6 separate regions of the Homo sapiens genome follow, and all the other regions are linked to region 1. A link is a loop called in an ENCODE intact Hi-C map of the cell type or tissue named here. Cell type or tissue: MCF 10A. All regions are shown on one strand.

The links. Peaks named below come from ENCODE experiments on the same cell type or tissue, not always from the same donor. Only the 100,000 strongest peaks of a DNase experiment are listed, where the experiment ranks them.
Region 2: it touches region 1 in a loop (9-fold over the local background); 57 of 110 quality-filtered maps call a loop at or near these places.
Region 3: a loop joins it to region 1, with 10 times the contacts of the local background. A loop is called at or near these places in 77 of 110 quality-filtered maps.
Region 4: a loop joins it to region 1, with 12 times the contacts of the local background. A loop is called at or near these places in 5 of 110 quality-filtered maps.
Region 5: it touches region 1 in a loop (20-fold over the local background); 14 of 110 quality-filtered maps call a loop at or near these places.
Region 6: a loop joins it to region 1, with 14 times the contacts of the local background. A loop is called at or near these places in 4 of 110 quality-filtered maps.

Annotation. Positions count from the first base shown.
Region 1 is chr2:11,828,062-11,832,061 of GRCh38, reverse strand. No RefSeq gene overlaps it. Among named protein-coding and RNA genes, the nearest start is that of MIR4262, 6.9 kb to the left of the region's middle. RefSeq lists an enhancer at 1,305-2,021. In MCF 10A, CTCF peaks have their summits at 2,019 and 2,652 (motif pointing left); DNase peaks (open chromatin) are centred at 1,791 and 2,551.
Region 2 is chr2:12,929,234-12,933,233 of GRCh38, reverse strand. No RefSeq gene overlaps it. Among named protein-coding and RNA genes, the nearest start is that of MIR3125, 190 kb to the right of the region's middle. In MCF 10A, a CTCF peak has its summit at 1,817 (motif pointing right); a DNase peak (open chromatin) is centred at 1,843.
Region 3 is chr2:13,004,919-13,008,918 of GRCh38, reverse strand. LOC100506474 (a long non-coding RNA gene) reads left to right here and starts at 1,906. Exons shown (of 6, transcript NR_038434.1): 1 at 1,906-2,048. All of the region lies in intron 1 of LOC105373436 (a long non-coding RNA gene), which reads right to left. In MCF 10A, a CTCF peak has its summit at 1,815 (motif pointing right); a DNase peak (open chromatin) is centred at 1,838.
Region 4 is chr2:12,454,241-12,458,240 of GRCh38, reverse strand. All of the region lies in intron 4 of MIR3681HG (MIR3681 host gene), which reads right to left. The region is part of intron 1 of LOC105373431 (a long non-coding RNA gene); the gene reads left to right. Among named protein-coding and RNA genes, the nearest start is that of MIR3681, 260 kb to the right of the region's middle. In MCF 10A, no CTCF peak of the experiment used is centred here; DNase peaks (open chromatin) are centred at 1,680 and 2,400.
Region 5 is chr2:12,171,510-12,175,509 of GRCh38, reverse strand. The region is part of intron 3 of MIR3681HG (MIR3681 host gene); the gene reads right to left. Among named protein-coding and RNA genes, the nearest start is that of MIR3681, 26 kb to the left of the region's middle. In MCF 10A, a CTCF peak has its summit at 1,753; no DNase peak of the experiment used is centred here.
Region 6 is chr2:11,950,063-11,954,062 of GRCh38, reverse strand. No RefSeq gene overlaps it. Among named protein-coding and RNA genes, the nearest start is that of MIR3681HG, 55 kb to the left of the region's middle. In MCF 10A, a CTCF peak has its summit at 2,330 (motif pointing right); a DNase peak (open chromatin) is centred at 2,344.

The sequences.
Region 1 (4,000 bases):
AGGGCGGCAGAGCACATGCAGGTCTGGAAGTGGCTTCCTGCAGGTCTCTTCACCTGCTCCTCTCTCCTCCCCATGGAAGGAGCAGCTCTACTCTCCCATGAGACCGCTGAGCCTTTGCCCAAGGATGGATCGGAGTGCAGGACCGCTCCCTGTACATCCGTAAGTGTGCCAAGGATTTGAGTAAGCGAAATGATCATGTAACCTCCAAACCAAGGCTTTACAGCACTTCAAAAAGAGAAAATCAGGACAATGAATTCTGGCTGAACTTTAAAGTCCCCAAATCCAAGTCAGTGCCACATTTGTCCTGTGAGGCAATGGATCAAGGAGATCCCATCCTTGGTGTAAAAGTTTGCAACAGTTCACTGGCAGTCAATGTAGATGTCAATATGGAATAAGAACTTTTTCACTACCGCGTTTTGCAGAAGTCAGCGTTATAATGATGATTTTAATGGTGGTCCATTATGCTCAAGTCAGAAGAATCAAGTTGACAAATGAAACTAAAAGCACAGATACATCTATTATAAGCCCAAATCCAACATCATTTCACTAGCTTCAATACATCAGCACTTTCCACTACGTACCATTAATATTAACTTGAACTCTATTAGCGCTGTAGTTTTGTTTTGGTTTTTGTTTTTGAGACACAGTCTCACTGTGCAGTGGCGCAATCTTGGCTCACTGCAACCTCTGCCTCCCGGGTTCAAGCAATTCTCCTGCCTCAGCCTCCCAAGTAGCTGGGATTACAGGCACGTGGCACCATGCCTGGCTAATTTTTGTATTTTTGGTAGAGACAAGGTTTCACCATGTTGGCCAGGCTGGTCTCAAACTCCTGATCTCAAGGGATCCACCCACCTCGGCCTCCCAAAGTGCTGAGAGTTCATGCTGGGCATGAACCACTGTGTCCAGCTGATTAGCACTATAGTTTTATCTGTACTTAAATGAATTTTGGTTTTATAATGCTGTAAGAGCTACTGTTCAATGTTTGTACATATTTAAATAAAGTTATATAAAAAATTTAGTTCAACACTAACATTTTAAATATGCCTACATTATTTAAATTTGAGGAAAAATATTGTATAATATTTGTCCACTTAACATATACTCGCTAATCCTAAGAAATTCATCTATTCGGATACCATAAGCGGATTTGTGTGGAAGGTCCGAAGGAAAAACATTTTACTGTACAAGAAATTATCCTTATGGTCATCCTCTGTGTACTGCATGAAGGAAGAACACAAACTTTTGTCCAGAATGAAGTCTCTTTCAATAAATTAGAGGTTAACCGCCTCACTCAACCAACAAGCACTGTTTATTTTTTAGGATCTCCCTGAAATACGAATCAATAAGACAAAGAACAAAAGCAAACTTGGTGGGTGGGGGGAGCGGGAAATACGGAGTTCCCAAATGAATGTGTTACTTGAAAATATAAACCATTTCTTCTTAGCTTGGCTCTGTCAACCATCTCGGAAAAGGATGTTTTTACAATCAGAGCAGAAATATGACTGGCGGCTCCTACATTTACATTTCTTTGTTGCAAAATGAATGTAACTTGTTCAGATTCCAACAGGGAGAAAGCAGCAGAAGTGGTGGTTACTTTCCAAAGTGAAACTTAAAACCACAATCTCCGGTGCACAAAAGGCAGAATGAGTCACAGGAAGAGGCCACTTGCTTGCAAAACTCATTAAAAGCAATGCAGGGCTGAATGGACTTCCTGCACCAGTGAAAAGATCGCTGGCATCAGGACAGGCACCTCCAGGCTCCAACAATTTGGGGGAGGAAGGGAGCCATTAGCAATCTGGGCACAGCCCAGGCCTGCTCCTTCACATGGACACCCCCTCCAAACTCCGCCATACACACACATACACTCACACACACTCACTCACTCACACTGCACGGCCTGGAATCCCCTCCCAGCCTGGGCCGGCCCACATCCCTGGGAAGGTGTCTCAGGCTGGAAGCCGTGTAGCAAAGGATCACAACGACACCTTGTGACTCAAGCGAGCGCCTGTACTGGGTTTCCAAGCTCCTTTTCAGGAGTGGCCGGGGGAAGACAATCTTTCCAGCGGCTTCTCTCCTGTGGCAGATCTTTGTGAGCTCTGGGCGGTGAGCGTTGCTCTGGCCAGGCCAAATTAAAGTCAGATGTGAGCTGAGCAATACAGAAGAGGCTACCTGGGAGCAGCATGCAGGGCCTCCACTGCATCATCTAAACCCTGCTTCTCCAACTTGTACGTGAGGCAGAATCCCCTGAAGGACTTCTTAAAACAGATAACCCGGCCCCACGCCCACGGTGAGATTCAGCAGGTCTAGGGTAAGGGCCTGAGCATTTGCATTTCTAACAAGTTCCCTAGTGCTGGAACTGCAGACTACACTTTGAGAATCGCAGATCTAAATGGTTTTTAGACCTGAACAAACAGCCAGACAGCGCCCTTTCCAGCCAGTTAGTGTTGTTGACCTTGGGCTGTGCCAACTTGCAGGCACGTTGGTACCAAAACAGTCCCCTTGAGGAACTCCCCCCTCTGCCCACAAGTTGGATCCACAGCCTGGCTGGTCTCCAAGGCCAGCACTACCCGGGAAGGGGCCTTTGTCAAAGTGGGGACTTTTTTTTTTTTTTTTAAAGGCTGTGCTGCCAAACCAAAAGCGACTGTGCCCCCCGGTGGCCATTTGGGCCCGTTGACTTCCAGGGTCAGGTCAGCTTCTGTCTGCTCATGTTTTGGTTTCCCTCAGGTACCAAGCTCCCTGCCTGGCTTGCAACAGAAGTGACACTGATCACCACCTTTGATGCAGCAGGAGTTTCAAAAGGGAGTTGGAAGCAGAAAGGCAGAAAACCTACTGGCATTTTCACCACTTTCTCTTAGTTTAAGGCAGAGATGGGGCACAGCGCTGCCCCTAACTAGGTCTGAAGACAAAATATAAAATACAAAGGGGAGTGGTCAGAAATTAGCCAGGTGTGGTGGCATGTGCCTGTGGTCCCAGCTACTTGAAGGCTGAGCCGGGGGATCACCTGAGCCCAGGAGTTCAACGTTACAGTGAGCTATGATCACACCACTGCACTCCAGTCTGGGCAACAGAGCAAGACCCTGTCTCCCCCCAAAAATAATAATAAAATAGTCTTTAAGTAATAAAGAGCAGAGGCAGACGAATGTCAGTGGAGATGGACAAACCTCTCCTGGAGCAGTAGATTAGGCCACACCAAGTTTCTATTCTAAGAGCCAGTTTTGTTGTTTTGTTTTTGAGACGGAGTTTCACTCTTGTTGCCCAGGCTGGAGTACAGTGGTGTGATCTCAGCTCACTGCAACCTCCACCTCCCGGGTTCAAGTGATTCTCCTGCCTCAGCCTCCTGAGTAGCTGGGATCACAGGGACATGCCACCACGCCCAGCTAATTTTTGTATTTTTTTTAGTAGAGATGGGGTTTCACCATGTTGGCCAGGCCGGTCTCAAACTCCTGGGCCTCAGATGATCCACCTGCCTTGGCCTCCCAAAGTGCTGAGATTACAGGCGTGAGCCAACGCACCCAGCCTTTAGGAGCCAGCTTTTTAATTTTTTAAGAAGGGGCCGACTTAACTTTCCTCCAGGACAGTTCCGCTGTTCTAGGGCTGTAGTAGGGCCACGTGCATTCCCTCTTCCTGGAAAGAGCACTCTGGGGTCCAATGCTGATGGTCAATGGCCCCATCGTCAACCTTCCTCGGCTTCCGATGCAAGAGAGCTGATGTGTCAGTGTTTGAGAACCAAGCTGTAAAGCCTTTTAAACATTCAGGTGATCACAGCTGAGACGCTGGGGAAATCCAAGCCCCCGAGCTCGTTTACCCCGCACACGTGAGAGCTGCCTGCAGAGCTCCGCCAGCACGTGGGAATCCACAGGCCAAAGACAATAGTCTAGACAAATTTTTATTTTATAGATAAAAGAGCCCGCACACTGAAGTCCGAGTTGGAACAAATCCGTGATGGTGTTCAACAAAATTAGAAGGTTTTGTTTTTTAAGATGCAAAAGCATTAATTCTA
Region 2 (4,000 bases), 1.1 Mb before region 1:
ATGGTGGCAGGAATGCTGGATTGTCAAGACTTTCCAGGAAACAGTTTAATATCATGTGTCAAAATAATACACTTTGACCCATAAATTCCATTTCCAGGCATCTATCTGCAAATAGTGCAAAAGAATTCTATTGCCATGTTGTTTACAAATGCAAAAATTGAAAAGAATCTAAATTATTCAATAGCTGGAAGTACTTATTTAAATTATGGTATATTTATACAGTGGAATTACATATCTATAAAAATGAAAAGTTATATAGGCATATTCCTCAATATAGAAAATCTCCTTCCAGGACACTAGATGTCAGCTACATGAATGCAGTTTTTATGTATTCTGTTCACTATCATAGCTCTAGAGCCTAGACTCAAGCACAAAGTACGCTGTCAATAAATACATTTTGAAAACATGTTTGTTAAACGTGGTAGCCAGAATTCTAAAATGCCCCTTGACTTTTGCCCCAGTGGCATTCCCAGGATATACTACATTACACAGCAAAAGGGATTTTGCAGATGTCATTATGGTTACTTATCAGTTGATCTTAAGATAGGGGAGGTCATCTTGGTAGACCTAACCTAATGGTAAGAGCCCTTTGAAAATAGGAATTTTCCCAGATAATAGTAGAAGAGAAGTTTCGAGAGATTAGAAGTGGGGAGAGATTTGACCTGGAGGCGGCTGTCCATTGCTGAGATAGAGGGTCATTGTCAAGGACCTGAGAGGAGCCTCTAGGAGCAAAATTGGTCCGTGGCCAGCACCCAGCAAGAATAAAAAAGGTCCTCAGTTTTGCAGTGACAAAAAACTCAAGTCTGCCCAAGACCAGAATGAGCTTGGAAGCAGATTCTTCCCCAGGGCCTCCAGATAAGAGCCCAGCTGGGCACATTATCTTGACTTTGTCCTTGTGAGATCCTAAGCAGAGAATCCAATCGAGCCTGCCTGGAAATCTGACCTGCAGAACTATGAGATAAATGGGAGTTGTTTTCAGCTAAATTTGTGATAAGTTGGTGTTTAGCAATAGGAAGCTAATAAATTAGACAAAATAAGAAAGTTACAAACAGCATATACAGTATGATTCCCTTTTTTGTTTATATATTCATGTATTTACGAGTTTATAGAAGAAGACCAACTGAAACATATGCACAAAGATGTTAGCAGTAGGGTTTTGGTTGCTAAATTAAATTAAATTGAACAGACCTAGTTTCATTTAACTAGTAGACATCTGGGAAGTCTGATACCCATGATTGTCATGGGCTAAATCTCGTGCAAATAAACTTAAGCCCTTTTCAAATGACACTTGACCATTGGAATTAATCTCTTCTTGCTGTTTGTTCACAGAGAAGTATAGTTCTGGCTGTGAGATCTCAAAAATCAGAGTTCAAATCCTAACTTCACTGCTTAGGAGGTTTTTAAACTAGGGTGTTTTAAATAACCTCTTATAGTTTTAGTTTCCTTCCATCTGAAATCTGAATGAGAATACTCACCAGTGAGGATCATTATGAAGATTCAATGGGATGATAAATGCAGAGGACATAGTACCACCATTACTAAGTACCTGGCCAACTCTGCCACCTACATTCACTAGTTGTTGTTCTTAACGCTTTGATAAGCATTGAGCTCCTTTAAGAGTTTCCAATTTGGTCTTTCCCAGGATCTTTCTGTGAGCATGTCATAGTATTCTCTAGTGTCTAGCACAGTGCCTGGCAAATACCAAGTGCTTAGTAACAACTTCTGGTTCAATTAATTCACGAATGAGTAAAATGAATATTGGTAAAGTTGAATGCTTGGCTCCCAAGACAATGCAGATTGCAGTCACACAGCACTACCACGAGATGTCAGTATAAATAGGAAAGCTCTACAATTCAGGACTATTCTGGACCATCTTCCCCATCCCTCTTCTAGGGCTCCCGGGAAAACACACAACTGCATTACTGAAGGCAGAGAGCAACCTGCCAGGACTTTGCTCACCTCTCTCCTATTTTCACTGTGTGGTTTAATGCCTTAAAAACACAATTCCTGATGTACAGAGAAAAAAATATCTCTGCTGAGCTTGCCCTAAATAAAGACCCAAGAGACCTCATTTGGGGCCACTTCTGTATGCACACCCTCTTTCCTGTCCCTGCCTTAAATCTACATTTTGGGCTTGGATAAGGAGGTGGTGCCATAAGGAAGAACATGCAGAGTCAAATTCTGATTCCTTTACTTACTAGTTGTGTGTGTGTGCAAGTTTCTCAACTTTTCTGAGCTTCATTTTGTCATATGAAAAAATAAGAAAACCAATATATAGAGATTACTGGTGCAATGTTGCAACCATGCAGATTTAAGCAGAATAGCCTTCTCTAAAGACTAATTCCAAGACTGTCCTGGAATCAAAAGGAAGTATTTTCTTTGCAACTCTGGATGGATATGGACAGTAAGCCCACAACTACTTGGCCTAGAGCATTCTATCTCCAACAGGTGCACAAGTCTCTGAAAAAGGCTTACTTTGACATGGCCCCCAATGGTAATTTACACTTGCAAAAACACACTCTATGGAGCACAGAGATTGTTCCTCAGCTCAGCAGACTCTAAAAAAAGGGTATGGATGTCATTGTCTCTCTGGCTTCCTGTGGTCTCCATAAAACCTCCAAGTAGAGTATTTTGGGCTCATAAAAATGTCCGCAGCCCATTTCTCATCTGCTTTAATGATGTTTCCTAATGGTTAATGTTGAGATTGGCATCTTTTCTCTGGGGAAAGTGTTGTGAGACTGGCTTTCCCCTTCCCCAAAATAGCTGGTGCACACAGCCCATGAGCTGGAATGCAGAGCTAGGATTTTTCTCTTCCCATGAAGAGATATATCCTCCAAGATATGGGAACTCTACCTCATTTTTTGCAGTAACAGGCAGAACGGCCCTATTGCCACTGGGAAACAGTTGACACACCCGTTCAAGGAACTCTCTCATGGTGTGCCCACCAGGAGGGAGGAATGAAATAGACAATAAAGAAAAAGATATTACTTAGCATAGATTATGTGTGAAAAGGGTTTTATGAGCTATATTTTATAGATTAAAAAATCTTGTTTTAGAAAGAAGCACATTATTTTGTTTAAAATGCAGACTCATTTCACTTGACTGGGCCACTTCAAGGAAGCTAAGATAAAATCCAGTCATGCCCATAAATAGCCTTAGGGATAAACATCATTCTGACACACAGAACTGTGATGAGAATGTGGTGGGGTGGAGGAAGGGGGAAAGGTGCATACTAAATAGAATGCCCTGAAAATGTAGGGGAAGGAGCAGTTCGATCTCACTGGAAACTTCTTAGAAGCTGGCTGGCTGAAACAAGCCCATCCCTCTGTCATCATTTAGGGAACACCTGCTCTCTGTGGGCCTCCTATGGAGCACAGCCCTGCCTCCATCACTCACATTAACACCAGTATTTAAGTGGGGACTCCTAGAGTCCAGCCACGTAGTAGCTCTACGCAGGGCTAGGCTTTTTACTGGGTTCTGGGCATATATGGATGAGTAATGTCCAATTTCTGTCCTGCAGGGGCTCACAACATAGTGAGAATAAAAATGCATAAACAGCCAGTTGTTTTTTTTTAAGTACTTTTAGAGAAGCGAAGAGGTGCTCTGTGGCATGGCAGAGCTAAGCACCCAGTTGCTGAATCTCCCTTGGCTGACAGAAGCTTCTTCTTTTTTGAGTCACAATTTGCTAAAGAACATATTGCTGCTCCCTTTTGGTGTTACGTTTGATTTTACATAACAGAAATGTTTTTTCTGATGACTTTGCTTTGTGTTTGTACTTAAGTGGTTGAGGAATACCCTCTAGGGCATCATAAAGATCTAAATTTAAATCCTGGCTCCTACCCCTTGGTCCTTTAGTTTCCTAATCCCCCCAAACAGGAAAAACAATACATCATTGATTTTTTTTTAATTTGTTGCTGTTGTGGGAAAGCGGGGAATTAATGAAGATGATATGTGTAGTTTCCATCATAGTGGCTACTGCCTAGTAGAAATTCTACAAGCA
Region 3 (4,000 bases), 1.2 Mb before region 1:
AGAGAGATGTTTACAGATGCCCAATTGTCAGATCATCTTTATTTGCAGGGCAGTCACGTATATTGGGCAGAGTTTGGGCTTTGGAATCACCCAGATAGACAGACACTAGAATCCCAATGGTTAGTACCTTGTTCAGGGACCTCAGGCCACTCAGCCTCTCTGAACCATCATTTACTCATCTGTGGGGATGACTGTCAGCTGTTTGATGAGGATTTTAAGAAGGCAATTCCAGTGTGCTTTCCCAAATTGCTAGATCATAAAATTCACCTGCAAAGTCTGTCCTCATTCAAGAGATCTAGAATGTTCCCCAGAAAATTTTATTTTTTGAAAGCAAGTTTGGGAAACATAGATAACTTGTTAATATGAAACATTAAATACATTTTTAAAATGTGTATCCTTTTTCACAGAACATTTAAAAATTATTAACGTTCAAAGATTAACAAAATCTAAAATGACAAAGATTTTTTGATCCAGTCATCCGTGAAGGCTTTTTAAAATCTGTGAATGGAACCATTGTTCTTAATTCTCATGTGTCCATTCTAATATCCGAGCAAATCTCATTCTGCTGAAAATCTTCCTTGCCTGTTTTTAAGATGATGAACAGACTTCATACAATCCTACTCAGTACAAGCACTGCATTTTTATTTACCTAAGTAATTTCTTTGATTCTTCTAAAACTAAACTCACATGAGTTATTTTTTAAAATCACAAATATGAAAAATGTTACACTTTAATTTGACTTACTCCTAACTAAGCATATATATATATAATTCTTTTGATGTCCAAATATCTCCCAAGGAGGACTGATGACATTTGAAGCATATTTGCCCACCAAAATAAATAAATAAATAAATAACGTTAAAGTATTAGTGTGAGTGTGATCAATATTCTTCCCAACTAGAGATTCCCAGAGTTTAACTAGAGTCAAATCTAAAGATCACAGATTTTTTTTGTAAAAATCTTAGCTTTTCCTTCCAATAAATTCACATGGTTTTTGCCTCATGAATTTCCAATACTTCATCCCCCATCCCAGCAGGCAGTAAAGTCCAACCTTTTCATTCAGGGTTAAGGTTGCCCTGAGCCCTCCTGAACTTTCTAGCCCTGCCTCTTGTATCCTGCACACCCAGCCAGATGTGTGGGGGACACCCTGAGCTAACTGACCTCCATGCTCTTTTATGCCAATTCCCTCCACCGTAAATGAGCTTCTTCACTTTCGATCATCAAAATGTGAAGACTTGCAAAAAGTCACTGCCAAGCCATTTCTGATTTTTCGACTATGCCCAATGCTGCTTGGTCCACAGTTAGTTAACTTTCACAGGCACGTTTCTGTAACATTCCCGCTGTACTTCCCACATGAGAAATGCTGTCCTCCGGTTTGTGTTCAACTTACTGGGTGTAAAGCCCGTCTGCATACAAGCTCCTTGCGACTGTGTGACTCCCTGTCTCCACGGCCAGCGCCTAACACTGCTTCAACCCTGAAGAGTTGTACAACTTTTTTTGGTGTGAACTAAAATCACCAATAAAAATGATATTGAAATGATTGAGCTTGTTCAACTAGTCAGAGAACAGCTGGGTCCATTTGGTTTTACATTGGCCAGAATTAGTCTCAGCTGCTGTGTGAATGATTATTTTTAAATGTAAATATACGGGATTCTGGAGCTTCATTCTGTCCTGGTTCTTATGACAGAATAGTCTCTTTATTCTGCTCCCATTCCCTGAACTACATACAGCTTTAATGCATTGATAAATCCTTTGCAGGGTGTTTTGTCTGTCGCTGGTAGCCTTGGAGTTACAGGAAAAATTCTAGGAATAATCACCAGGTGGCGCCAGAGCCACATTACAAAGCGCCTCTGAGGTCTCCTCCCAAGAACGGGGTGTGTTTGTCCTCTAGCACTAGGTGGGTTTGCTCCCTCCCTAGATCTTCCATCCAGGATAGTCCTGGAAATGATCTTGATGCTATCTGTTCCTCGTTACAGCAGACCTGCTCAACTTCAGCAGCTAGAAGGAGGATTGTCTTTCACCAGCTGCAGGAGCCTGTTCCCACTACAGTGAGATAATAATTTCGTTTTTTTCAAGCCAAGAAGTATTTATTGAAAGCCAGCTATGTGTTTTGTTTTATTATCTCTTGATTTAAAATCTAGCATTTTGCTGCTGTAAGGGAACTTAGAGTTCTTCTATCTATCATTATCTCCAGTTCTATTTAATAGGGAGAGATACTGAGGCTTAGAGAGGAAAGGTTACCTGGCTAATACTATTCACCGAGTTTGTAGCAGCAACCGTATTTAAGACCAGACTTCCCAGCTACAAACCACCTCCTTCACGCTCAGTGGTGCTCCAAGGCAGCTGGACTATAAGCATCTCGAGCACACAGATGTGGTCCCATTCTTCAAGTCTTGACATAGCAAAATGCCTTTTTAGATTCTCTAAGAGATGTGCAATTGATTGATGAGTAAACTGACTTTATTTTTTAAATTCTGATTTAAAAGGGTAAGTATTTGACTCAGAAATGCAAAGATTTTCTTTTCTTTAGGAATATTATGAATTTTTAATTCAACCCAGTATTTTCGATAAAATTTAAGAAAATGAAACTTCCAAGAATTGAATAACAATCTCTTGGAAGTCATATTTAAGTGCTCATTTGTGTCTTTAGCAAGTCATGGGTATGCGGCATATCAGAAATGTTCGTAGGAGGTTTAATTCTTACAACACTGAAATTGTTTTTAATGACATGCTAAAGCATAGTTACTGTGAAGACTCACTCATGTTTTCACAAGCTACGTAGGAAGTGCCTTTTACATGGCAGGCACTGTTCCAGCTCTGGAAGTTCAGCAGAGAACAGAAAAGATAGAGGCCCCAGAATTCACAAACTTATATGCTGATAGCAGCAGACCTACAATAAACCAAAAAAATAAATAAATAAAATAAAATACCACAGTATGCGGGAAAGTGATCGGGGCTGTGGAGGAGGAACAGAGGCAGGAAGGAGGACAGGAAGCACTTAAGGGAAAAGGCTGCACGGCCATAAAGGATATGTGCAGGAAGAAAAGGCCAGTGCAAAGAACTGGAGACAGGAATATGCCTGATGTATTGGAGAAGGGCAGGGAAGCCAGTGTTTCTGGAAGGGCGTGAGCAAGAAAGAAAATGCCAGCAGTAAAGAGAAGGCCCGAGACTATGTTAGCAGTTTTTTGTTTTGGTTTGGTTTTTGTGTTGTTGGGTTTTTTCTTGTTTGTTTTGTGTGTGTGTGTGTGTGGTTGTTGTTATTGTTTGTTTGGTTTGGTTTGGTTTTGCATAGCCAAAGAAGAGAGACACTGACTTTAGTCTCTGCAACAGGTTCAACTCTTATGAAATAATACATGGTTTTCCTTTTGCCAATGTAGAAAATACATAAAATGTCCAGGCTGCTAATTGAGCTTCAGGACTTGGTAACAGGGGAAAACTGTCATCTCAGAACAAGTAAAGATTGATTAATATCAAAATAATTTCCATCTCAGACTGGAAATTCTACCTATCTATTGGAGCTGACAAGCAAGATTGATCACCTAAACTAAGTTAATCATAACAAATGAAAATGTTGAGGCACCTATAATTAATTACTACCCAAATGAGATTCCCATCTTTGCTAGAGATAACCCCTGAATATATCAGGTCATCCATCTTTCAGTTCTTCTATTAGAGTCATAATTTCATTTTCCTGCTGGTTCCTCTCAGAACCCACCACGTGACTATGCAGGCAATGTGTGTGTTTTTCCCTTCAGTTTTTAATATAATTATATGCAACAAATATGCAACTAAAGAAAATGTTGAGTTCTAGGAAAATGAACGTCATTCTCTACTTAAAAACTGGTGAAATGGACATTCTCTATTTAAAAACTGGTGAAATGACTTTGAAATTCATGATTTCTTTTGCACTTTCTATCTTTCTGATCTTTCTCCCAAACACTGTGAATTGGATGTTTTTGTTATCATTATTATTATTCATACCTTACATGTGAGATATGGT
Region 4 (4,000 bases), 630 kb before region 1:
CCAATTTCTAGGTGTCAGGTGTGTTTGGATAGAGGCTTCAGTTCAAGTTTATTTGTTCTATGACAACAATTTTAAAAATCGTACCTATCTCTGAGCCTTCAGGCCTATCACAGACACAAGAAATTCCACATCTTGTGAAAAATGTGTCATTTGCATGGCATTTTCCCTTTGAGAATATGTGTGTGCACTTTCTGTGCCAAAGACAGTAGAAAGTGTAACAGAGCATGTGCTGGGTGAGGGAATGAGCTGCGGCTGAGCAATGCACTTCAACTGCTTGTGGAAACTCTCGACTGGGGATTGTCTGTTTCTTCCCTTTAGATCAACAAAGAAGTATCCAGTTTACTCAAAGTACCAGTGTTGAATCTGTGCAAAACATTGAGTCCTTTGTCTGATTCAAAACCCACATCTCTTGTATTAAGCATGTAATTATGCACCATAATAATGTCTCACGTTTTCCCAAGATTTTATATTTAACCAATTTCATGTCAATTATATCACTGAACACTAATTCCCTTTCCCCATCCTGTCCCATTCTCTTGCACTGCCAACTCTTCCCTCAGAACACATACTCAAGAAGCATGGAATGTTGACCATGTTTGGAGGTTGAGGAAACGGACATTTGCAGAGGGTGAATGATGCCCCAAAGTTAGAGAAACACCAACTAGAGAAGCAACTGTGTAAACAGACTATGAGCTGATGGTTTTGTTTTTAGGGACACAGCTCAAATTCCCTAGGACTGTGCTTTGCTTATAGTACACCATTAGATGGAAGCCCAGCTCTTGCACAGTGATTTCTGGCACCTCTGAGTGTAGAAGTATTTCTCCTTCTTCAATCTCCCTCCATACCTGCCTCCCCAGGCTCCATAAACTTCTCCCTTATGATGCCCTGCCATCTGCTATTTCCAGAATCCACTCACAGATGTGCCTCTTCTACCAATAAACTGTGAGCATGTGAAGGGCAGTGCCCATGGCTGACTCTTCCCTGTATCTGTTGACCCCACCCCAAGTATTAATGTAGGTCCTGGGGCGGAATGATGTTTGATAAGTGAGCATGAAACAGGACCCATTACGGCGAGCAGTTTAAGATGAGGAAAATTAAGAGTTGGAAGGGAACTAATATGTATTGATCCCCTATGCATGCCAGGCTATAGCCTCAGTCCTTTACAGTTATTCTCCACTAATTTCTGACTTCCTATTACCATCCTCATCATAAAGAGGAAGAAAATCCCACTCAGCGAGATTAAGTCATTTGCCAGTCATCAGGATTTGCATCCAGATTGGGCAATTCCCTAATCGGTACTCTTTGTACTAAAAGACAACCCCAGGTGAATTGGCAGGATCCAAAGACTAATCCTATTTATATTCATCACAGGAGCATAATGTACCAAATACCTGAGAAGAAACAGGATAGGAAATTTTCTGTGTGTATTTTATCTGTGCAGGGAGCATTGGGGTCTATTTTCATTGGCTTTATCCCCCTTTTTTTTACTTAAAACTAATAACAACTGAATATTTTCCACTGGCGTATAAATGGATGTCTCAATTGCAAAGGTGCCGACAGCTCAGTCTTACTTAACTTTCAGTTTAGGTATCCACCCTGCATTGCACAATCATCAAATGAGATATGATGCAATTTTTTTTAAACAGACTTTGCAAAACAAGTATTGAGTAACCAGAATCTCTTTTTCCTTGTATGTGCCTAGCAACCTTGCAGGTCTGTTTGACAGGAAAAATTTGCCCTTGGACAGCAATTCAGAAAGATACTTAAAGGCTGAGAAAAGCATGAGGCTCTGGAGTGTCGCAATCAGTGGGTCAGGCTGATTAACCAAAAAGGAAGTGCTTGGGCTCCCCCGTTGCTCCGCCCCTCTCTGTGTAAGGCAGCAGGGTCAGAGAGAGAAGCCAAATTTATCTGACACATTCCTCTGTTTACTTTGTGGACTGTAGAGCTTGGTGAAAAGCTTTCTCAGATATATATATTATATATAATATATATTATATATATTATATATTATATATATATTATATATATATTATATATATTATATATATTATATATATTATATATTATATATATAATATATATATATTATATTATATATATTATATAATATATAATATATTATATATTATATAATATATTATATATATTATATATTATATAATATATATATACACACACACGTACATATATGTATGTGTATATATAGTATATATGTATATATATAGTATATATGTATGTGTATATATAGTATATATATATGTATGTATATATATAGTATATATATTATTGTTAAAAGAATGATGCAACATTGCAGAAATTTTTGAAAAGTGAAAAATTAATCATGCATCATTTCATCACCCCAACAAATGTGTTTTCGGTTTTATTTATTTCCTTCCAGGCGTCCTCCTCATTCATACATATTTTACACACTGGGACAGAATCCAGGAAACACCATCTGCTGAGCACTATTTGGTCAGAAACTGGACTCAATGATTTAGATTTTTAATCAAATTTATTTCTGACAAAATTCCTCCAAGGTCAAAAGATTGTCTCCATTTTACAGATTAAAATGCAACCACTACCTAAGAAAATATTAGTACCTGCCTGAAGTTCCCGGGTCAAGTCATGAATCTGGGATTCAAATACAGTTTTGTTTGCCCACAGAACCAGTGGTTTATTCTACATCGTCACTCAGCTTTATATTTTTCTTATTTACCATTATATATAAGTATGTTATTTTATGATACTCATCTATATTAATATGTTAATATATGTAATCTAAGTACTAATGATGTGTCACCATTTACTCTACAATATTAAGTTTTGGAGCAGATATTAATCTCAGCCTGCAAAAAATCAATTTTGCAAGAATGTAATTGTATTTTCTGTACATGGGCAATATTCATTTCAAACCTCTGTTTTGCTACATGGTAGAAACTTAATCTCATCAATTGGGGACTTACACTCCTGAAACCTGTAAAATTCCAGAGATTGTTTTTGTGTTCCATGTTCTTAATTAGTGCCATGCTTGGGTAAAAAGCCACGCATGTGGCTTTTATGTTTACCTCTCTCCATTGTAACATCCCCTGGGATGGCCTGATACCCTTCCAACTCCTAGTTATCGGTCCTTAAATGCCACTGCGCATCCTCCTTTGCCCGACTGCAAAGCCTGTGCACTTCCGGCTTAAAGTAGCCACTCCTAGGCCTCTCTTCAGAGCAAGAAACAGGAGTAGCAGGACTGAGTGAATTGGTTTTCCACGCCTTCATGGCTCTGGCTTTCCATGGTCTTGCTTTCTCATTAGTTGGATTCCTATTTACAATGGATCTGCTGCATTTCCAAAGAAGACTCTCAGCCACATGCTACAAAGTTATCAGCAGCGGCTGTGATGATTGGGATGAAACGTGGGATGTGTCAAGGCAAGAGAGGACACTCAAGTGGTGGCTCACACCTGTAATCCCAGCACTTTGGGAGGCCGAGGCAGGCGCATCACGAGGTCAGGAGATCGAGACCATCCTGGCTAACCCAGTGAAACCCCGTCTCTACTAAAAATACAAAAAAAAAAAAAAATTAGCCAGGCGTGGTAGCGGGCGCCTGTAGTATGAGCTACTTGGGAGGCTGAAACAGGAGAATGGCGTGAACCCGGGAGGTGGAGCTTGCAGTGAGCTGAGATCACGCCACTGCACTCCAGCCTGGGCAACAGAGCGGGACTCCGTCTCAAAAAAAATAAAATAAAATAAAATAAAAAAGAAAAGAAAAAAAAAGAAGTGTAGCCTCCTTACAGATGACCAGTGAGTGGATGCATTTTATTAGTTCTCTGGAGAAACAGAAACTATAGGATGAAGATGTAGATATATAAAAATGAGATTTATTTTAAGAAATGGCTCTGATGATTGTGGGGGCTTGGAGAGTCCAAAATTTGATAGGGGAAGCTGGCAGGCTGAAAACGGGAAAGAGTTTCAGTTTGAGTCCAAAGACAGTCTTCCAGAGAATTCCTTCTTG
Region 5 (4,000 bases), 340 kb before region 1:
ATAAAATGGGTATAGCAATACCTACCTCAGAGGTCTGTGCTCAGGATTAATTGAGTTAATATATTTAAAGTCCTTAGTGCAACATCTCCCAGAGTAACAGGCACATATTAGGTTCTCAGTAAATGTATAATTGAACACATAGAATAAGCAAATAGACACCAGCTACTTTTGTCAGCCCATGTATTAGTTTTCTGGAGTTGCTATAATAAAGTACCACAGACTGGGTGGCTTAAACAACACAAATGTATTTTTCTTACAGTTCTAGAGGCTGGAAGTTTGAAATCAAAGTGTTGGCAGGGCTGGCTTCCTCTAAGGCCTCTCTTCTTAGCTTGTAGATGGCGTCTTCCTGCTGTGTCTTCACATGGTCTTCCTTCTATTCATGTCTGCATTCCAAACTCCTCTTCTTGTAACGACATGGGTTCTATTGAATGAGCACAACCCCATGACCTTATTTTCCCTTAATTACCTCTTTAAAGGCCCCATCTCCAAAAACAGTCACATTCTGAGGTACTCAGAATTAGGACTTCAATGTATCAACTTTAGGGGAGAACAATTCAGCCCATAACAGTCCAAGTCTCTCAATTTTTACTGATGTTTTATTTTAATCCTTTGATAAGTAAACAGAAGAGACAGCCATGTCCTACTGTTGAAGGATGGACAGTGTAATGTCACAGTGCTGATATTAACATGTTCTGAGGCCTGTGTGAATGTCGTAGCTCCACTGGGCCTTGGTTTCCCGCTCTATAAAGAAAGGAGATGAACCTAGGTGCTGACTTCAGTCTCTCCCATCTCTGATGTTTGGGGATTATATGAATAACAAGTGCACACCCAAAAGGTAATTTAGAAAATGTCTTCCTTCCGTGTACCTTTGGACCAAGGGTCTCCTATCTGTACATCTAGGTCATTGTTGCCTCATGGGTTCCTAGTGGGTGCGGCTCATCTATTTGCAAATTTTTTTTTACTTCATCAAATACTAAATCTAACATTTTTATATTTCTCTAAAATGTTTCCTCTTTTTATGTGTTGCTGCACATGCATTCTGCTATAAATTGTTAACCATAGTTTAAACCTAAATTTATAAAACTCAGCCAGAATACAGAAATCAGAGCAGTACTAACCTTGAGGGGGTGAATACAGAGTAGGAAGGGGCCCGAGGGACCATCCAGGATGATGACAATGTTCTATATCATGACTGAACAGTTGTTACAAACGTACACACTGATGTAAGAAATCCATCTAGCTTTGGACCTGAGAGATTTGTGTATTTTACTAGATGCAATAATACCTCAACGAAAATATATAAATACCATAAGGATAGATTGCACTTGGTGACAGCTACCATGCAGAAATGCTGACCTATCACTTTTCTCTGAGCAGTTGGTCCTGTGATCATTTTGGAATGTGACTTTTGTACTGCCTGCAATTCAGGAAGGGAGGATGTAAGGAGACCAGAAGGTTAAGTCTTTTTCAGTACTCTTTCTATCCACATATTATCTCTAAAAAAGTGGAAGGAAAGAGGAAATTCTAAAGGAGCTGAGAAAGGGCTAGATGTGTTGGGTCTGAAATATCTCAGTATCCAGAAATGCTTGAGGGATTAGGACTCCAAGAAAGGAAGAAAGACACAAGCCAGTCACTATCTCCTGAGATGAGGCTGTTAGAGACCCAGAGAGAGACCCACTTCCCCTCTGGAAGGAGTTTCCACAGGGATGAAATCCTATTCACATTTATGCCTGTGTTCTTGCCCAGCGTAGTCCTTATCCCAGCCATTAGTGGGCACTGGGTGACTGGAGCATTCTCCCTCTGCTCCTTCAGTCCTTCAAACTTGCAAAAAAAAAGATAGATTACATAGATGATAGATAGATAAATAGTGATAGATAGATAGATAGATAGATGATAGATGTAGTAGGAGTGATTGATAGATTAGATAGAGGGACAGATATAGATAGATAGATATAGATAGATAGATAGATAGATAGATAGATAGATAATAGATAGTGGTAGATTATATAGATGATACATAAATAGATGATAGATAGAATGATAGAGTGACAGAGACAGATGATAGACAGATAGATATATTAACAGATAGTGATAGATAAATAGGTAGATGGACAGATAGAGATGGACAGAGATGATAGACAACAGAGTTATAGAGAAAGAGAGAGAAGGAAGGAAGGAAGGAGAGAGAAAGAGAGAAAGGAAGAGAGAGAGCAAGAGAGAAGGAAGGAAGGGAGGGAGGGATTCACTAGTGATTAGAGTTCTGAAAGGAAAACATCTCCTTTGGCGTCACTCTCTGACACTTAGTGTGATGGTACCAGCCCAGGCACAGCAGTGAGGACTTCCCCTCAACATGTGAAAAATAAATCTTTCTTACTTACCAGCTTCACTCTCTCCAGGGATTTTGGATCTATTCCTGCCTATGTGTGCTTGGAAAGTAGTACTAAATGGCAAATGATTTTTTCTATAATTATGTTTACATAGTATTTTTATTATATGCAATCTGAAAAATATCTTCATCATATTTTCTAACATGGGCAAATACATGTCTTAATAATCGTCTGAGAGGGCAATATCTAAATTTTTAATGTATTACCTGTTGTTTTCCTAAGTACTTAACCTTGGCCATGGTTCTACAAAGTGTCCATCCTCCAGAGGGGATGTTAGAACATCTTACGGAATGGATTCCTCTATTTATCCCACAGTAATAAAGACTTAAGTTCACACAAAAACCTGTGCACCTATGTTTACAGTGGATCTCTTCATAGAAATGGCAGACTAATTAATGGTTACTGGGGTTAAGAAGGGGATAGGAATGGAAGAGAAATGAGTGTGGCTACAAAAGGGCAACAGAAGGGCTCTTTGTGATGATGGAAATGTTCTATGCTTTGCCTGTATTAATCTCGATGCCTTAGTTGTGATATTCTCCTATAGTTGTCCAAGATGTTACTACTAGGGAAAACTGAGTTAAGGGTACACCACAGGGTCTCTGTAATAGTTCTTACAATTGCATGTGAATCAAAATTATCTCTAAATTAAAACATTAATTTTAAAAACTAAAAACAGATGCCTCAGGCATGGAAGATAGGATCACAGGCATGGGAACGGGGTGCTGGGTAAGGAGGTTCACCTATTAAAGCCACCTCTTCAATTCTTCCTCTGACAGCAAAGGTGTGGGCTTGCTGCTGCTTGAGGGGAAGAGTATATGGCAACTGGGGACCAAAAGCTCACTCTTTTCCAATGCCAGTGGATGGTGGGAAGGAGACAGGGAGAGAGAGTATGAGCACACGTCAAGCTGAAACTACCTAGACATTCCCCTCTCAGTACTAGAAAGGGACAAGGAAAGTGACAGCACAAAAGGTCTCTTGCCCTCACCAACCCCAGCAGAGCCATATCAGCTTTGAGGCTCAGTGTGGCCAGAGAGAGGGGAATCCTGAGGTTTTTCTTTCCAAGCCACCTATTTTCTTGAGTTTAATCAACTCCAAGATGTGAGCAGGGCATCCAGCAGGACTGGTAGCTACTAGGAGCTTAGGGGATGTCACCCAGGGGCCAGAGCTCCAGCTCAAGAACCCCAGATCTTTGCTCTGCCAAACACACACAGCTTGATGAGGAGGACCGGGAAGGGCAGGGGGGTTTCTGCCGGGGAACACATGGATGTGCTGCAGAGGTCGATGCACCCCCATTCCACAGGAGGTCAATGTATCCCCATTCCACAGGAGGTCAATGCACCCCCATTCCACAGGAGGTTGATGCACCCCCATTCCACAGGAGGCCGATACACCCCCATTCCACAGGAGGTCGATGCACCGCCATTCCACAGGAGGTCAATGCACCCCCATTCCACAGGAGGGGGCACAGGAGCTCTGCACTTAAGTTCACACACTGCCAGAACTTTCCCTAAGTGTCCCTTTTATAATAAAACTGTAATCATAAAGTATAGTGTTTGCCTGAGTTCTGTGAGTTGTTCTAGCAAATTATCAAACCTGAGGGGGTCATGGGAACT
Region 6 (4,000 bases), 120 kb before region 1:
TTTGCTGTCATTCTCCTCCTTGCTGCCACCATGTGAAGAAGGACGTGTTTGCTTTGCCTTCTGCCATGATTATAAGTTTACCGAGGGCTCCCCAGCCATGCTGAACTGTGAGTCAATTAAATCTCTTTATAAATTACCCAGTCTTGGGTCTGTCTTTATTAGCAGACATGGGAATACACTAAATCAAGGTCATAGAATTTGAAACTGATTGTCTAACTCATTAGCTGGTACTCTTTATATTGTTTTCTTTATAGAGCACCCCACAGTCTGTTCCATCTTTATTCTTCCATCAGATCTTTCCTTCAGCCTTCTTTCCTTCAATCACTCCTCTATTTTGGCCCCACCTGCTGCCTGCAAATCTCACCTATGGGACTGCACTCTCCCTCCTCTCCTTCCTTCTTATTTCTTTCCATGGCACTCACACAACAGTCATGCCATGTATTTTTCATGGAGTAAGACTCTCTCTTTTGGCAATAAAGATCTAACCTCATGAAATTTCAGAAGACAATGTCCCTAAGATAGAAGTTCTTCATCTTCAGCACTTCAAAGTGACCCCAGCCATCAGATCAAAAGAAGAGAAAACCTATCAGCCTGACATCAAAGGCACCCCCATCCCACACACTGGCAGCCTCCCATGGAAACCTGTGGCACCATCGTGTTTTAAGTCTGTTGCTATCATTGCTATTCAGAACGGGTGAGCCTGCATGATTAATTTATCCTTCAAATAAGCTACATCAAAATTTGGTCTGAAATGTTGCTTGCTTACCCTTAGCTTTTGAGTTACGTTGTTTTATAAAAATTGCAAGTGCTATGATGGAGCCATGTATAAGGTGAGTCACTGAAGCTTGTGAAAAGGGCCCTGAACACCCAGGAGCCAAACTGGGACCAGAAGTGACACACACATGTGGGAAGCCGCCCTCTGTGGAAGCCTCATGCCATGGCTATGGCGTCCTCACCTGCATCAGCAGTGGCTGCGAATTGCCTGATGAGACTGGAAGCTCTAGGGGCATGAAGAGGCGCAAGCACTGCGTCTATGCGATCATGCGCTTTTCTTAGAATCAATGACCAGATATTTAATTTAGTGTTTAAGGAGCAATAACATGTCTTCATAGGCTCTGTGGGAAAGTCAGAGCATGAAAGATTTTTTAAAATTCCATAGTCTCGCCACTAGCAACATCAGTGAGCATTTTACAAGGTACAATAGGACATTCATAACAATATTTATATCAAAAAGTGGGTTTACATTTACATTTAAATATGTATAAATTGAAATATTTTACAATATAGTTATATGTTTATACAATTTTTATTGAATTATATTAATTTATATTGCATATGTATATATACTTGTGTATTTTATATTTTGTATTTATATATTACATATGTAATAGTGCTTGTATAATGTATAAATATATATAGTACTTACATACAAAATTATATATAAGTATATACAAATATATATATCTTAGATATAAAAGCCCCACTTTTGATATTAAAATAAATGCTGTTATGAATATCCTGCTATAAAGTCATATTGCTGATTATTCCTTTCTTTAGCGTAGAGTAGAAACCAAGCCAGTTCTCTCAAGGTACGAGAAATATCTTATTTTTTTGAAATCAAGTAAAATATCATTGAAACCCCTCATCTGCGAAGGCTGGCAAGCAAGCCACTTTCGGTCGTTTCATGTGGCCTCTCCAGGGAAATGAGGGCAAGCCCTGGTCAGGGCTGCTCACCATGCTATCTCTCCATGTAAATCTGGGGGAGCTTTCAAGGTCCCCAAGCCTCCCCCAACAGTGCCTGCCCCTGTGCGGGTTTACTCCAGGGTCTTGAGCTGCAGGCTCCTCAGGCCTACCCAGCACTCACCGCTCCAATTCCCAGGCATCTGCCTGGCATTTCAAGCCTTGCAGACCAAGGGCCTCTAGCCTGTCACTGAAGGATTCATCCCATTTATGTTCTTCCAGCACAAGCTCATTCATAATTTAACTTGTATCTGTACTGCCTTATGTAGGATGCTAGTTCACATGCTATAAATATTGTTTCAACTTTTTAAAAACCCATTTAAATGTTTTATTATGAAAATATTTGTATACACACAAAAAAATATGAAAATGCAGGCCGGGCATGGTGGCTCACATCTGTAATCCCAGCACTTTGGGAGGCCAAGGTGGGCAGATCACCTGAGGTCAGGAATTCGAGACCAGCCTGGCCAGCATGGTGAAACCCCATCTCTACTAAAAATACAAAAAATTAGCCAGGCACGGTGGTGCATGCCTGTAGTCCCAGCTACACGGGAGGCTGAGGCATGAGCTTGAACCTGGGAGGCGGAGGTTGCACGAGATGGCGCCATTGCACTCCTGCCTGGGTGACAGCATGAGACTCATCTCAAAAAAAAAAAAAAAAAGAAAAAAGAAAAGAAAAGAAAATGCATCATAGATGATGTATCTAGAATTACAAAACACCATTGTTCTGGAGACCCAAGTTTAAAATAGATTATTTCAATTCCCTTCAATCTCCCTGTATACCTCTCCCTCATTTCAAAGGGAAACATGATTTTGAATTTTGATTTTATTGTATTGGTACCTTGCTTTCATATAAAGTGTAACTGAATAATATCTATCCCTAAACAATTGTAAAGTTTTGTTTGCCTGAAGGTTATACAAATAGTATCATACTCTTAATATTCTTCAGAAACTTACTTTTATCATTCAGCATGTTTTCTTAAGATTCACAGTAACTGATGCATGCAGCTGTGGTTAATTCATTTTGCCATAGTATTCCATCACATGAAAAAACCTCTATTTATTTATGCATTCTCCTCTTAATGAATATTTGAGTGGTTTCCAGCTTTTGCTATTATCAACATTGCTACTAAGAATATATTTCTGCAGTTCTCCTGGTACACACAAACAAGAATGTATCTTTTGTGTATACCTGGAAGAGGAATTGCTGAGTCAGAGATATTACACATCTCCGCCTGAAAAGATAATGCCAATTTTTTCCCAACATGTTTATACACATTTTACATTCCCAACAACATACCGTAAAGTTCTGTTTTCTCTACTATTCTTCATTACTAAGTTTTATCAGTCTGCTAGGGGTGAAATGGCATCTACTTGTAATTTGTAATATGCATTTCCCTGATTTCTAATGAGATAGTACATCTTTGCATATGTTTATGGCCATTTCAAATTTCCTTTCCTCTGAAATGCTTCTATTTTTTGCCCACTTTTTTTAGATTGTCTTTTTCTTTTTGATCTGTTGTAAGTCTTTAGATATTAAACCATCATTGATTATATATGTTGAAAATATACATTTGTAGTTTGTCTTTATACTCTTAATATTGTTCTTTGATACATAAAGTTTCCATTTTTTTGCCTTTTGTGAAGATACAATTTACATGCAATATATTTCATGTTTTACACATATGGTTTGAAGAGTTTTGACAGTATCTACACAAGTGGGCAAAAAGATGTAGAGTGCTCCACCCCAGGATTTCCCTTTGTTCTGCTTTTCAGCCAATCATTGGCACCCCACCTATCATTGATAGGTTGTGTGTTACTGAAACACCAGGCATTCCATCTAGGCCCTGCTGCTCCTCACACAGAAAGCCAGTGACTAAGATGATGAGTATTGCCAAGGCAGAAGGCTTTAATTGGATGCTGCAGCCAAGGAGACGGGAGCTCAGTCTCAAATCCATCTCCCTGACCAGCTAAAATTAGGGGTGTTGATAGCAAGGAAGAAATGCAACAATGTGTAAGAAAACAGGAACTAAGGAGGGGCAATGAAGCAATCATGATGAATGAGGGGTCTGGCATCTCATTGTCCGGATGTGGTGATCTGATGAGTTTCACTAGAAACTCAAAATTTGGTAGGTTGAGAGGCCTGAAGGTCATTTCCTGAGGAAGGAACTCAAATAGAACCTTTTACTAACATAAGGTTTAATTTCTATGTTTACCCCCCTCCCAAAAAAAATCTATGGAACTATTGGGTTGGTTTCAT